3 separate regions of the Mus musculus genome follow, and all the other regions are linked to region 3. The links are chromatin contacts, found by Hi-C or POLR2A ChIA-PET in ENCODE. All regions are on one chromosome and are shown on one strand. Each heading gives the region's core, a stretch centred on a gene start or an enhancer-like site at or near the end of the contact. The rest is flanking DNA. Distances are from core to core; before and after follow the strand shown. Region 1 holds the start of Orai3 (ORAI calcium release-activated calcium modulator 3). Region 2 holds the start of Zfp646 (zinc finger protein 646). Region 3 holds the start of Fbrs (fibrosin).

Region 1 (4,006 bases), core at 424-2,923, 290 kb before region 3:
ACATTCAGCCTACTGCTCCTCAGAGAAAGCCCTCTCACACTGACACCACAACGATCTGCTCTGCAACTTCTGCTGCACACTGTACTGTTCCTTTAGAAGCAGGCGGAGCCACGTGGTTCAAACACAAGCTGCTGTGCCCTTCTTTCTGTGGTGCTGATTCCTTTCAGTCAAATGTCCTCAGGAACTATGGGGCTGTTTGGGGGAAATCTGGGCCCCTTACAAGCAACAGAGCAAGAGCAACCTTTAAGATTACAGATTCTTTCGTCCTGATATTGAGGTTGCAGAAAAAAGGGAGGTATTGACCTAAGTTACTTTTATATGCCCTCACCTTAGCTCCCTCCAAGGCCTATTTACACAAGGGTACATTATGAAGGGTGCCCTCCCCCCAAGTGTGAAGAAAACTGAAACTAGCAGAGCTTCACTCCACACCCATACCCTGCGGAGCATCCTTGTCTAAACAGCAGCTTCCATGTAGTCTAGATAGCACACTGTTCTAGAAGAGCCTCCTTTGCTAAGCGGAGCTTGTTCTAACACACCTAGTTCTAGGGGGTCTCCATAAGAATCCCACATCCTCCTGGACAAAAGCTTGGCAGACCACAGAGACAGCACCTTCTATGATGTCACAACTTCCTAAAGATGGCAACTGGAGTGGATGTCGACTTGGGGCCGCACAGCTGGCCCTAAGTAGGGAGGAACCAGGACACATCTGCAGGCCACACTCTGGAATCTTCAGTTCCACTTCCCGGGGCCACTGCTGGGACCGTTAGCTGACATTATCCTCCCACACCTGCAGTTTATCAGACTTATCTGCTAGCTCCCTGATCAGCTTCCTTCCCCAGCAGCTTCCTCATGGTTTCTTAGTTTTCCCGGCAATTCTCTGTGCCTTCTGAGAGGTGGGCCCTTCAGTCAAATGACTCTCACATACACTATCCCCCTTCCCCGATCTGGTTGATATAGGCTCTCATTCAGCTTTGACTGCCTTTCAACTCTCGAGGACTTGGTAACTAAGCCACTTCAGACTTTCCCCCCACCAGTCTGCATCTGCTGACCTCTTTACTCCCTTCTTCCACGGCATTTCTGGGACCGATCTTCAGTCTGTTTATATTCCTAGAGCTGTGCCCGACATAAAGGGTTTTTCCAGTCCCTTGGGACTTAGCTCCTTCTTTTATCCTAAAGAAACCCTTTTATTCAGTCCAGTACTGGGGACCCATTTTCTTGACTTCTCCCACCACGTGCTTTACCCACCCCGTGTACCCCCTCCCACCCCTCACCATGGCGAAGCCCGACAGCAGAGCAGATGTGCGGCTGGAGGCTTTGAGCTTAGCCCGGCTGAGGTAGAGGCGGCGCCAGCTGAGCGCCCGCAGAGAGTGCTGACTGGCCCCCATAAGGTCCAGGTAGCCGCGGTGCACGAACTCCCGGTACGTGGCTGAGCCCGCGGGGCTGTCCACCTCCGGGTTCAGCGGGGCCTGTTCGCCCGTGTCCCCCTCGCCGCCCTTCATCCTGAGAGCAGTTACACCACAAGCGCAGATGGTCAAGGAGGGGCCGAGGCGCCTTGTATCCCCAAGAAGGGACGGCCCAAGCGCGGGTGGGACCCCATCCTGGGTGGCAAGGCAGACCCAGCGGGAACAGTTACGGACGCGTCTAGAAGGCCCAGGGGCCGAAACAGGAACTGGGGCAGGGGCGGAGCCCGGTGACCACATGATTGGGTGGAGCCGTGAGACGAACCCCTGCAGTCTGCCCACGGGCAGAGATCTCAAGGGACCCTCTAACCCAGGCCACGACGTGAATGCTCAGCCTCAGCTTTTGCTGGGACTTTGCTGGCCTCAGACCACCCAGTGTATGTACCTGGACATTCACAGGTGTCCAGACTTCCACACTCCTCTTTGAGCAGTCATCTCAGGAAAATTAAGCCCATTTTCCTCCCAGAGACCAAAGGAGCCCCTTCCACCATCCCTACCCACCACTCAGACTCGACACCGCAGACAGACACAAAAAGTCAGCGGCCCCGGCTAGATTCTGAGTTTTATAGCAAACCTTATTGTACAGACTTGTGGGGTTAGGGGTCCAGCCCGGCTGGGTGCCCCACTTGTCCCTCGCCGGGGTGCCTCCTCCCCTCCCGCAAGCGGCCCCACCGTCAAGCCTTTCTCCAACCCCAGGCCCCCCCTCCTGCCTTTGGTCCGCCCAGCCCCCGCCCCCAACCCGCGCACCTTCCTGTTACCTGAGGTATGTGGATAGATTCCCCTCCCCCCACCCCCATGTAGTACAATCCAGTTCCCCCTGGCCTAAGTTGAGTGGGACCTAGACCTGACTCCTCCCTCAGGCTCTTGAGACCCCACCCCCACACTGGAAGAAGGAAAGGGGTGGGAAGAGGGGAGGTGCCAAGAGTCTGTTACTAAGTTCCCACAGCAACTAAGAGGGACCGTTTCCAGTCTTAGCACTGATTTCCGGAGGTGTCCATTGGCTGCTATTTCCATGGCAACCAGGAGTGGCAGTTCCCTGGGCAAATGGGACACGAGTTTCCATGACGATGAAAGAATGGGAAGAGCCAAACTGGAGGAGTCCCATCTTGCCCATCTTTAAGCTGACATTTCCCCACCCCAACTCAAGTGAAGGGTGGAGCTGTTCAAGACAGTAATGCAAGAGAGCTAGGGGTGGGACAGTCCAAACTGGGTACCCATAGCCCAGTCTCGGTCAAGCTGGTCCCCTCACATCACACTCCCCCAAGTCCGAGATTCCCCCGGTTCAAGTAACACTTCAGTACAGATGAATGTTCAAGTATTGTGTAGAGAGCCAGGCAGGGGTCTGGGCTACCCCTCACCACTCCCCTGGGCCACCGAGCTTAACAGCAGGTAGACCCGCGGCCCCTACTCCTTGCAATAGCTGCCATTTTCAGTGACGTTCAAGGAGTCAAGGTCGGGGAAAACTGAAATCTGGGTAGAGGGAAGGGGAGAGAGGCAACCCTACGCAGAGGGTACTATCCCCACATCTGCTCCTCTCCCAGCCCCCAGTCCTGGCATTACCTGGCTTGTAGCGCCCCCTGTCTTGACACTCGGATCCCCAATTGCTCCTCTGTTTTCCCTTTTTGGCCCCCCATCCCACCCAACTGGTCTTTGTTCCCTGAACCCTTGTTGGTCTGATTTCTGCCCTCCCCACACCCATCCATCGCCTCCCCCAGCCCCCAGTATCCTGTGTACAAGATACCATGTCACCTCATTTTCCCTACTCCAGACTTGCACCTTCACCGCCCCTCCCTCCCACCATCCCTTTGGCTCAGCACCTCCCCAGTACCTCTTGACCCACTCCCCAGAGGGGATGGACAATGAAGCAGGTGAAAGGGAGAGATGGGAAGCAAAGACCCCCAGAGATATCAGTGCAGGTGGGAGAGAGGGAAGGCTGGCTCAAGTCCCTGGGCAGGAATCCCAAGTCATTAAACTGAGGAGTGCCAAGTCATGAAGAAAATAACCTGGCCTCCCAACAGGGGGTGAAATGAAGGCAAGAGGTCCAGGTTCTCTGGCTGAGTCCTGGGGAAGGGAAGGGAAGGGGGCATCGGCACCCAACTAGCTGTCCTTGAGAAGCAGTTTCTCTTCTGGGCAGCGAAAGGGGCCAGGGGGCCCAGCAGCCGCCAACCGGGCACAAGCTTCAGGTGAGAGCTGGCGGCAGGAGCGTAGGTCCAGGCGGCGAAGACGTGGGCATCGACGGAACAGTGGAAGGCAGTGGTCCGTGAGGCGGTGGCACCCTGCGTAAGGGGCAGCAGCAGTTGAGATTAGACAGCTAAGGAGGTAGCACACGGTAGACAGGGACTTCACACGGGGGATCGCACTTACCAGCGAGATTGAGGTGCACCAGTGTTTCTCGAAGAGGGGAAGTAGGAGCCGTGAGGAGGTGGACACTGGGGTCCCCAACGTGGGCGCAGTGACTCAGGTCCAGGGCACTGAGCTGGGGAGCGTGGCGCAACAGGAGCCTCAGGGAGGCATCTGTGAGCTCCAGACCAGCTAGGCGAAGTTCT
Region 2 (4,223 bases), core at 128-2,627, 400 kb before region 3:
CAGTCATGTGTCTCTCGTACCAACTTCGTCTGATTTTCCCAGCCTTCCCCAGATCCAAGCCTCTGACCCCAGGAGTCAGTAGCCATGGTCTCACTCCCAAGGTGTGGAGCGGTTTCCATGGCATGTGGAGGCCCGTGCCTTCGGTGGCTCTCAGGAGCATGAGTCCTCATATGGCTCTGGAGGGCCAAGCGATTAGAAAAATCCTTGCCACAGGTGGTACAGGGGAAAAAAAGAGTCTCATGGTTCCTCTGATGGTTGGCCAAGTTCTCCGGGTGACTGCCATAGGGGTGAGGGATGCCATCGGCTTCCTCCCCGTCCTGCTTAGCAGATGAATGGCGCAGTTCTCGATGCCGTGCCAGTTCTGGGAGGTTAGGAAAGTGGCGCTGACAGTCAGAGCAACTGAATGAGAGGGGCATGTCCTCCATGAGGCAAAGCGGTAGAAAACCCCTGGAGGCTCAGGAGGGACAGACAGGTGGCAGCAGCATTCTCTCTGCAGAAGGGCTGAGGCCTAGAAAGGGGGGACAGTAGTCAGAAGGAAGGATCGAGTCAGTTTTGTTTCTTGGTTACTAAAGCAAGTCGCAAAGAGGTTCCCCAAACATCCATGCCAAGGGACCCGCTCTCTCTTAGGTCTGGAGGTTCAGAAAGCCTCGCTATGCACAAACTCCTAGAAATGTTCCCCCAGGTTTAAGTCATCTCTAGAGCCTGAGAGAAATAAGGAAAATAAAATCTGGAGCCTAGACAGACTGATTTTGTTTTTTAGGTTATATATAATGGATCTTATTGATCTTCAGACTGTGCACTCTATCATTCTGACAACCTAACAAAAATCTATGAGGTGTGTGTTTGTTTTTGTAACAACGAACCAGAACTATTTGCTTTTGAGATATGGTCTCAGCTCACTGTAAAGTTCAAGCTGCTCTGGGATTCCCTCAGTCGCCCAAACTAGTTTCACACTTATGAATTTTCCTACCTCAGACTCCTGAGAGTTGAGATTGAAGGAGACAGCCACGACTGTTGGGCAGGCCTTACACAGACGTGCAACCTTTCTTTCTTCACTCTTCAGCTAAACCGAGTGGTCTGAAAAGAATGGCAGAGCAGCTGCTTTCTTCAGTGGTCACCTATGTGTTGTAGAAGGTAGAGGCCCTCTTAGGGACGAACCTGGCTTCAGTGGTCACCTATGTGTTGTAGAAGGTAGAGGCCCTCTTAGGGATGAACCTGGCCTTTTCAGCATCACACTGTTTCCCTGTTAGGCGTTAGTTTTACTTCCTTTAAGTACATTTAATCCCATTCCATTTCAGGTTGAAAGTTCATTTTATTCTCTGCCTTTTCTATCCCCTACCTACCTTACCTTGCTGTCTCCAACACTTTTCATTCCCTCTTCTACTTTTTCTCTAAATTATGATAGCAACTCAGGCTGGACAGTACCATGGGCCAAGCACTGCTGTTACACAAGTGTATTTGGGGTGGGTGGGTGGCATTTCAGACAGGGTCTTACTATGTAGCCCTCGCTTCCCAAACTGGGACTAGAATCATGCGACACTATGATAAGCTTGTAAGTACATTTACACCACTAAATCCAAAGCCGTGTTACCTCGTTTTTTTACATAAACTCACTTCAAGAGGCAACCTTCATTCCAAAACCAGCAGCAGCTATTCATTTCTGCCACATCATCTGGCCTTTCTCCGGGGCTGACTAGTCTCCTGGGACCCTAGCACAACTATTTCTAATCTCACCAGCTGAGCCTGGTCCCAGAATTCTCACTTCTCAAAACTCCTTCACTCGAGTCCCCTTTTCCTAACCAACCACCATCACATTCCTGTAGAGTCACTCGTCTTTTCTGCCAATTTCTTCTCTAGATCCCTACCTCGCACCAGGAGTGCCTTCTGGTTCCCGCCGCCGGCGCGTCCGTTGGAGGTCGTGAACGGGAGCGCGCCTGCGCACTGGGACCCTTACCCTAACTGCAGCCGCGAGCCATAAGTGGTGGCTGGTGCGAGAGTTCTCGAGCCCATACACACGCACACTCAGCCAGGGTACCCGGGAGTGGTAGCTGAGGGAAAGGTGCGGGAGAGAGGAGGAGGTAGAGGGAGCAGGGACAGCTGGTATGAACCCAGAGTCTAGCCCAGTTCCGCGGACACTTCCTATTGTTACCAGGAACCAGGAAGTGTCCTAGATGCTAATGCTTCCCCGCGAAACTTCCGCCTGGGAACACTTCCTGTCCCTCCCGCGGGCAGTGTTTCCGCACGGACACGCTTCCGGCGCTAGGTTCCGGGTGGGCCCGACTGTTTGTTTTCTTTTTGTTGTTTTGAGACTGGGTCTAACTCTGCAGCCCGGGCCGGCCTCGAGCTCGGAGCAATCCTCCTGCCTCAATTTCCAGAATGCTGGAGCTCCCAGGCAGCGTGAGCCCCCACGCTCCGCTGCGGGCGCAGCTCTGGCTCCGCCCACGCAGGTCGGCGCGGCGTTCGGATGGATTTAAGCCACACTTCCGTCCAGAGCTGCTGAAACCCTTCGCGTGCTTATTCGGGCAGTACGGTCACAGGAAAGACCCTGCAGCCCCGGCTACGGCGCTTTGGTGACACTTTTCACGAGGTTCCATAAAAGCTTCTTCCCAGGGCTGGCGTGGAGGGATCCTCGCTGAGTCCTTTCCTCGCTGTTAGAGGAAATGTGGACTCGACGTGGACGCGGGCACCACAAAGCCCGAGCGCCCTCTCCGCATCGTCCCACCTCCTAGCTCCTGCAGACGCTTCCGGCGACTTGGCGGGTGTCCGCCGTCAATCAGCCCGGCGTGCCAGCCCCTCAGCACCCAGAAACCCTTCGCAAGATACTTCTCTGCTTCCGCAGGCTCGGGGCTGCTTCCCTAAGTTTTTCCTTCCTCCCGAGCAAGGAAGGCGGCCTTCCACTTCCGCCGTCTGCCCGGCGGCCCCTCCCCGCCCTCCCTCCGGGTCCTAGCGCCTGCCCCTCTCCGACTGTCCCGAGCTCCGTCGGCGCCAGGCACCGCCGCCAAAGCTGCGGAGCCTGCGAAAACCGATCCAGGTAGGACACGCCGGCGGGAAGTCGCGGGGGCTCGGGCAGCGGCCCCCGACGCGGTTTGGGGTGCTCCCGGCTTCACGTGTGCTGCCGAGCGGACGGAGTTGACCAGGCGCGAGCATCCCGGGCGGGGCGAGCCGTGAGCGGCCTCGGGCGGGCTGCGGGCCCAGCAGGTCCTAGAACCCGCCCGGTGCCCGCCGGTCAGTGCTTTGGATGCCCAGGCTCAGCGGACGCGACTGCCGGCCCTGCTCGGCGCGGACCCGGGGGTCCTAGAGTCCGCCATGTTCCGGGCTTTTGTCTGAGTGGCGAGGGCCTCGTCGCCGAGTCCTTGGCGGCTGCGCCCCCCCTCCCAGTCCGAGGTTCTGCCCGCCCCTCCCGCGGTCCTAAAGAACGCCATTTTGCAGGTCTTTGTCCTGCTCTGAATCCTCCGTCCATTCATTTCTTCATGCCTTCCTTCTTCATTCATTCTGCCCTGTTCCGCTCGCCGAAGCTACGTTATCCTAGGGTTTAGTCCCAAATGAGTCAGCATACAGCCCCGCTCTGCGGGGGCTGCCTGTCTGGCGAGGACACCCGCACAAACACGGTTGCAGAGAGCGAGGAGCGCTGGGTTTCTGCAGGTCTTGTCCCTCCTCAGAGAGTCTGGTAGGCCCTACTGCCCTGCAAACTCCCGTATGCTGTTCCACTATTCCACTGAAGAAATTGAGTCCCCGAGCGCGATGCATCCCTCATCTTACAGCTCGTTATTATTTTTGTGGGGAATGGAGTATTGGAAGCATGCAAGTATCTTCCCATGGGAGAAGGAAAAGGAGGGACAAAGGGAATTGCATATGGAGGTGGTAAAGTTTGTGAATTGTTGATGGAGCTTTGGTTGCTGACCAGAGTGGACGCTGCTACAGAATCTGAGGGTGGAAAAATGGGATCATGTGAGCTGACTGGTTGTTAGGCCTAGGATATCATTAAACATTCACCACAACACAGTTTCATCAAAAGGCTCAAGGTTTGGGAGGCTTATATGTTGACCTATTTGAGGATTATATCTAGATGCCTCTTTTTTTTTTTTTTTTTTTTTTTTTTTTTTTTTTACCACACCTGCGCTGCTCCCTCAAACCCAGCTTTGGGGACACTGAGTCTCATTAACGTGTGAGAAATTAAAATGTCATCTCTCTTACTGGGTTTCATCACAACAGTAAACAAATTG
Region 3 (3,791 bases), core at 977-3,476:
CCTTTTTCTTCTCTCCCTTCCTCCTCAAAACTTAATTCTGGTTCAATATGCCCCATGTTCCCATTTAGGAAGGATGTCTATTGTTTGTGGGAGTTGTTCAAACTGCAGGCTGCTTGCTTAAACCCCCACAATAGTGCCCACCCAACAGCTCCTGGCCCCACTCACCCTCTCATCCAGATCACTTTCTGCGTCACACTGAGAAGATAAAGAGAAAGACATCAGGGGATAGGAGAGGGACCCAACAGGGAAGGGATGGGCCATTACAGGTAGGTGACACTTACTATATATCCAGCTTCCAGAGAGTGACGGGAGAAGGCCTGAGAAAGACCAGAGTCCAGAAGTAAGGGAGGCTGACTGACCAAGCAACTGTACAAAGCCACTACTCCCAGCAAGACCTTCAAGAGGACTTAAAAGCTACTCTCCATCATGCTCTTGTTTCTCTGTTTACTTCCACCTCCGCTACCAACCAGCTTACTATTTTCCTAATACTCTAGGTTCTCAAATCTTAAAACTGTATTCAAAACAACTTTTCCTCACTTCTTTCCTCAGCAAACTTCTGACTACACTGGGGCCCAAGACGTTCTAGGGGGCTTTCCCTAACCGCAACCCTCTGCCCATCCCCCAGACAGAATGAGTGGCTTCCTCATGTGGGTTTCTGTAGCACTTTGCCTAGATCTCTCCCAGATCACTGCCTTACACAGCTGCTCAAGCTAGTCTAGGTGCTTGCTTTTTGGCTGTTTCTTTCCCCTTAGGCTGCCACCAGCTAGAGGAAAGGACAGGACATCTCTTATTTATAATTCAGCTGTCTTTGATGTATCTCTTGAATTATCAGCTTGTTAGTAGTATACATAGCACAAGCAAAAGCAAGTGAGTTTGACTCTAGTTAGGTCCTTCAGACCTGGATTGGAGATGGGGCTGCTGTCCAATTTGTTCTGCCTTCCCCTGTGCTCCTAGACACTAGGATTACTGCTGGGATCGGCAGTTGTGATGCTCGTGGGAAGTCAGTCTACAGGAATGATATATTCCGACTGAACAAATTGGAAGGACTGGAATCTGGGACATGCTCACCTCTTTCCTTCTTCGCTTATTGGGCCATTTACGGGGCCTATCCCCAGAGGGTCGGCCAGGCTCACGGTCTGAGCTGTCCCCTGGTTCCCCAGTGGCCCCACTGGAGCCCCCCCTCTTCCGTTTCCCAGAATGCTTCAGCCGATGTTCCAGTCGTTCTGGGGGCTGAAGAGATGCATCCTTCTGTAGAAGAGGTGGTGGAAATGTGGTTGGAGAAAGAAAAGCTCCTTAACTCTCTAAGGGTGACCAAGTTACTCAAGTGCCTCTCAAGCAGGGGAACCTAGGTAGTCCCCAGACACTAGCTCTACCTCCTCCCACCCCAGGGTGGGGCAGAAACCCGGCAAGAGGAGCCGGTTGCTCTGGTTTGGGGTGTCACCACTGCCCCCTCAACCCCATCCTCTGTAAGGGCTATACCCTTCTCTCTGCCCTTCTGACCCACCTCCCAAAGACCCCCAAATCCCATTAGGGCACACCTGCAAGGCCTCAAGGCTGGCAAAGCTAGCGATGGCAAAACCATCGATCAGGTCTTCCTCCTCTTCCTCCTCCTCAGGCTCCTCCTCGGCTTCTCCGTCGTCTGCGCCCCCCTCTTCCTCCTCGTCCTCTTCCTCTCCGCGGCTGCCCGAACCGGCAGGCCGCTTCCGAGCTCGCGGTCTCGGGGGTCGAGGCCTGGGTCGGGGCCGCCGCCGTCGTAGGCCCCCAGGCCGCTCTCCAGATGAAGCTGACGACCAGGGACGGGCGGGCGGCGGCGGTGACGAGGAGGATGAAGAGCCTCGCGGGGCGGCCAACAAGGCCCGGGGCGCGTCACCGCCTGGACCTCGGCGGCGCCGCTGCTCCCGATCACGGTCTCGCCGCGAGCAGCGTCTCCGTCGCCGCTCCCCTTCAGCTGCCCAGCCCGGGCCTGGGGCCGCGGCCGTCTCCATGGTGACGGCCCTCAGCGCCGCATCCGGAGGCGGCGGGGCCCGAAGCGGCCTGTCCACAGGCCCCGGGTCGCGAGCGCGGCGCTGGCGCTTGCACAGGGACGGGAGAGCTCCGGCTTCCTCTTTAAAACAGGATCCGCTGGCCTCTGGCTTGCCCCAAGGCCAAGGCCCAGAGAGCCGGCGCCGCCCCCGGGGCGACAAGCCTGAAGGCCCCCCCTGTAGGGCTGGCGGGGCCGCGACGACTAAAACTGGGCGGCCGTCCCTTTAAGGCGAGGCCTCAAATTGTCCAGCCCCCGGCCCCTTTAAGACGACTCCACCGTGTCCGGCTGGTCTAGTGCGGTGGCGGCCCCGTGCCAGGGGTCGAGGCAAGTCTCCCAGAGGAAGAGGAAGGACCACCCCTTTAAAAGGGGCGGAAAGCACGACTTCCCCTTTAAAAGTGTCTCAAGTCCTCCGGCTGAAAGAGGCCACCCCTTTAAAGAGTCCAGAGGCCTTCAAACAGCGAGTCGTCCCTTTTTAGAGAGCGTAGCTAAGTTTCTAGCCCTTCACAGGCTGTCACTTCCCCTTTAAGATGAATTTAATGAACTTCTTGCGTGGGGCAGGAGGTAGGAAAACTCCACTTGCCCCAATTCTTCCAGCAGGAGTTGTTTGTCAGCTTCTGCTGTCCCCTTTAAGACTGGCGTTGGAGTCGGCCGAGTTCGGTACCCACCCCTTTAAGGAGATTTAACGAGGTCTCCGCCTCCCGTAGCCTTGAAAGGTGCAAGGGGGCGGAGCCTGCCGTCCAAAGTCCCGGATGTGAGGCAACGGTGACGGATAGAGCTTCTCTCTCTGTCCTCCGACATAAAAGACTCTTCCTCCTTTCCTCCGTTCCTAACCGGCTTGTAGCTAGAAGGATCCGGAAAGGCCACTGGACAGTGAGGAACTCCGCCGTATCCTCCTGTTGTCTTCTTCGGCGTCTACGGCTCTTCTCCACCAGAACTTCCCTGCCCCTCCTCCCTCTTCCTCCTCAGCCAACGCCTCCTTCCTCTCTCCGCCTCCTTCCCCCTCCCTCCGAGGCTCAGTCGTTTATAGGTTGGCAAGTAAACGTCAATGCAAAGGGCGGAGTCAAAGTCGCCGGAGTGCCGGACGTAACAGCCTTCAAATGTGGGATTGGGTTGTCAGGTTAGCCCCGCCCTCCCCAGGTCTTGTGACTGGACTGGTCCGAAGTAGGTGTTTGGAGCAGTTCCTTAGGCCACCCGCCTCTTCCTGCTCTCTGTTTATTGGCCATCTACTGAGAGACAGTGCGAGGCACTGGGAGGTGGTGCCTGGAGTGGTAGGCAGCAGGCCACTGGTAGGCGTTAGGCTGTCCTAGGTGCGCTTTTCTGGTGTGTAGTGGCTGCCTTTTTGCCTGTTGGTATTTCGCGCAAGCGCATGGCGCTAATGCCTTCTGCCCGTCTTTGGGCGGATCTGTCTACCGTGGCGTCTCAGAAAACCCAAGCACGATCCGCGAGAGTCAGAGGTGGGGCGGAGACCAAGCTCCCAGTGGCCGTCCCTTCCTGTGCTCAACAATAATAAACACTTTGCACTCCAGTGCGAAGTACTCTCTCACATTAATTCACTTGGTAATGAGTTCCGAGGTAAATATTTGCTCTCCGATCCATTTTACCAAAGGTATCTGTATACAAACTGCCAGGATTCTAGCTCCAGAGTGAAGGTCCTGGCCACTGTGCCACCAACTGCAGCACTTAGGTTGTACCACTCTGATCTGATTGTTTAATGTATCATTAGTGTGTGGGCATGATGTATGTGAGGGTGCGAGTGCCATTAGATGTA

The links. Hi-C counts contacts between places; a loop is a spot of excess contacts on that map. ChIA-PET counts read pairs that join two places held with the same protein, here RNA polymerase II (POLR2A).
Region 1: a loop to region 3 is called in a map of heart, with 2.1 times the contacts of the local background. The contact joins the promoter of Orai3 here to the promoter of Fbrs in region 3. A Hi-C loop is called at or near these places in 1 of 37 maps with a recorded cell type or tissue (heart). POLR2A ChIA-PET finds 5 or more read pairs at or near these places in 3 of 5 experiments (Patski and embryonic stem cell).
Region 2: a loop to region 3 is called in a map of heart, with 5 times the contacts of the local background. The contact joins the promoter of Zfp646 here to the promoter of Fbrs in region 3. A Hi-C loop is called at or near these places in 1 of 37 maps with a recorded cell type or tissue (heart). POLR2A ChIA-PET finds 5 or more read pairs at or near these places in 1 of 5 experiments (Patski).

The regions. Positions count from the first base shown.
Region 1 is chr7:127,767,482-127,771,487 of GRCm38, reverse strand. Orai3 (ORAI calcium release-activated calcium modulator 3) reads right to left here and starts at 1,673. Exons shown (of 2, transcript NM_198424.3): 1 at 1,272-1,673. The coding sequence starts at 1,499. Fbxl19 (F-box and leucine-rich repeat protein 19) reads right to left here. Exons shown (of 11, transcript NM_172748.2): 10 at 3,825-4,006; 11 at 2,560-3,736. The coding sequence ends at 3,558.
Region 2 is chr7:127,874,855-127,879,077 of GRCm38, reverse strand. Zfp646 (zinc finger protein 646) reads right to left here and starts at 1,377. Exons shown (of 3, transcript NM_172749.4): 1 at 971-1,377; 2 at 1-508. The coding sequence starts at 425. It overlaps Zfp668 (zinc finger protein 668), which reads left to right and starts at 2,242. Exons shown (of 3, transcript NM_146259.4): 1 at 2,242-3,031.
Region 3 is chr7:127,477,393-127,481,183 of GRCm38, reverse strand. Fbrs (fibrosin) reads right to left here and starts at 2,226. Exons shown (of 18, transcript NM_010183.2): 1 at 1,539-2,226; 2 at 1,069-1,248; 3 at 282-317; 4 at 166-195. The coding sequence starts at 1,985.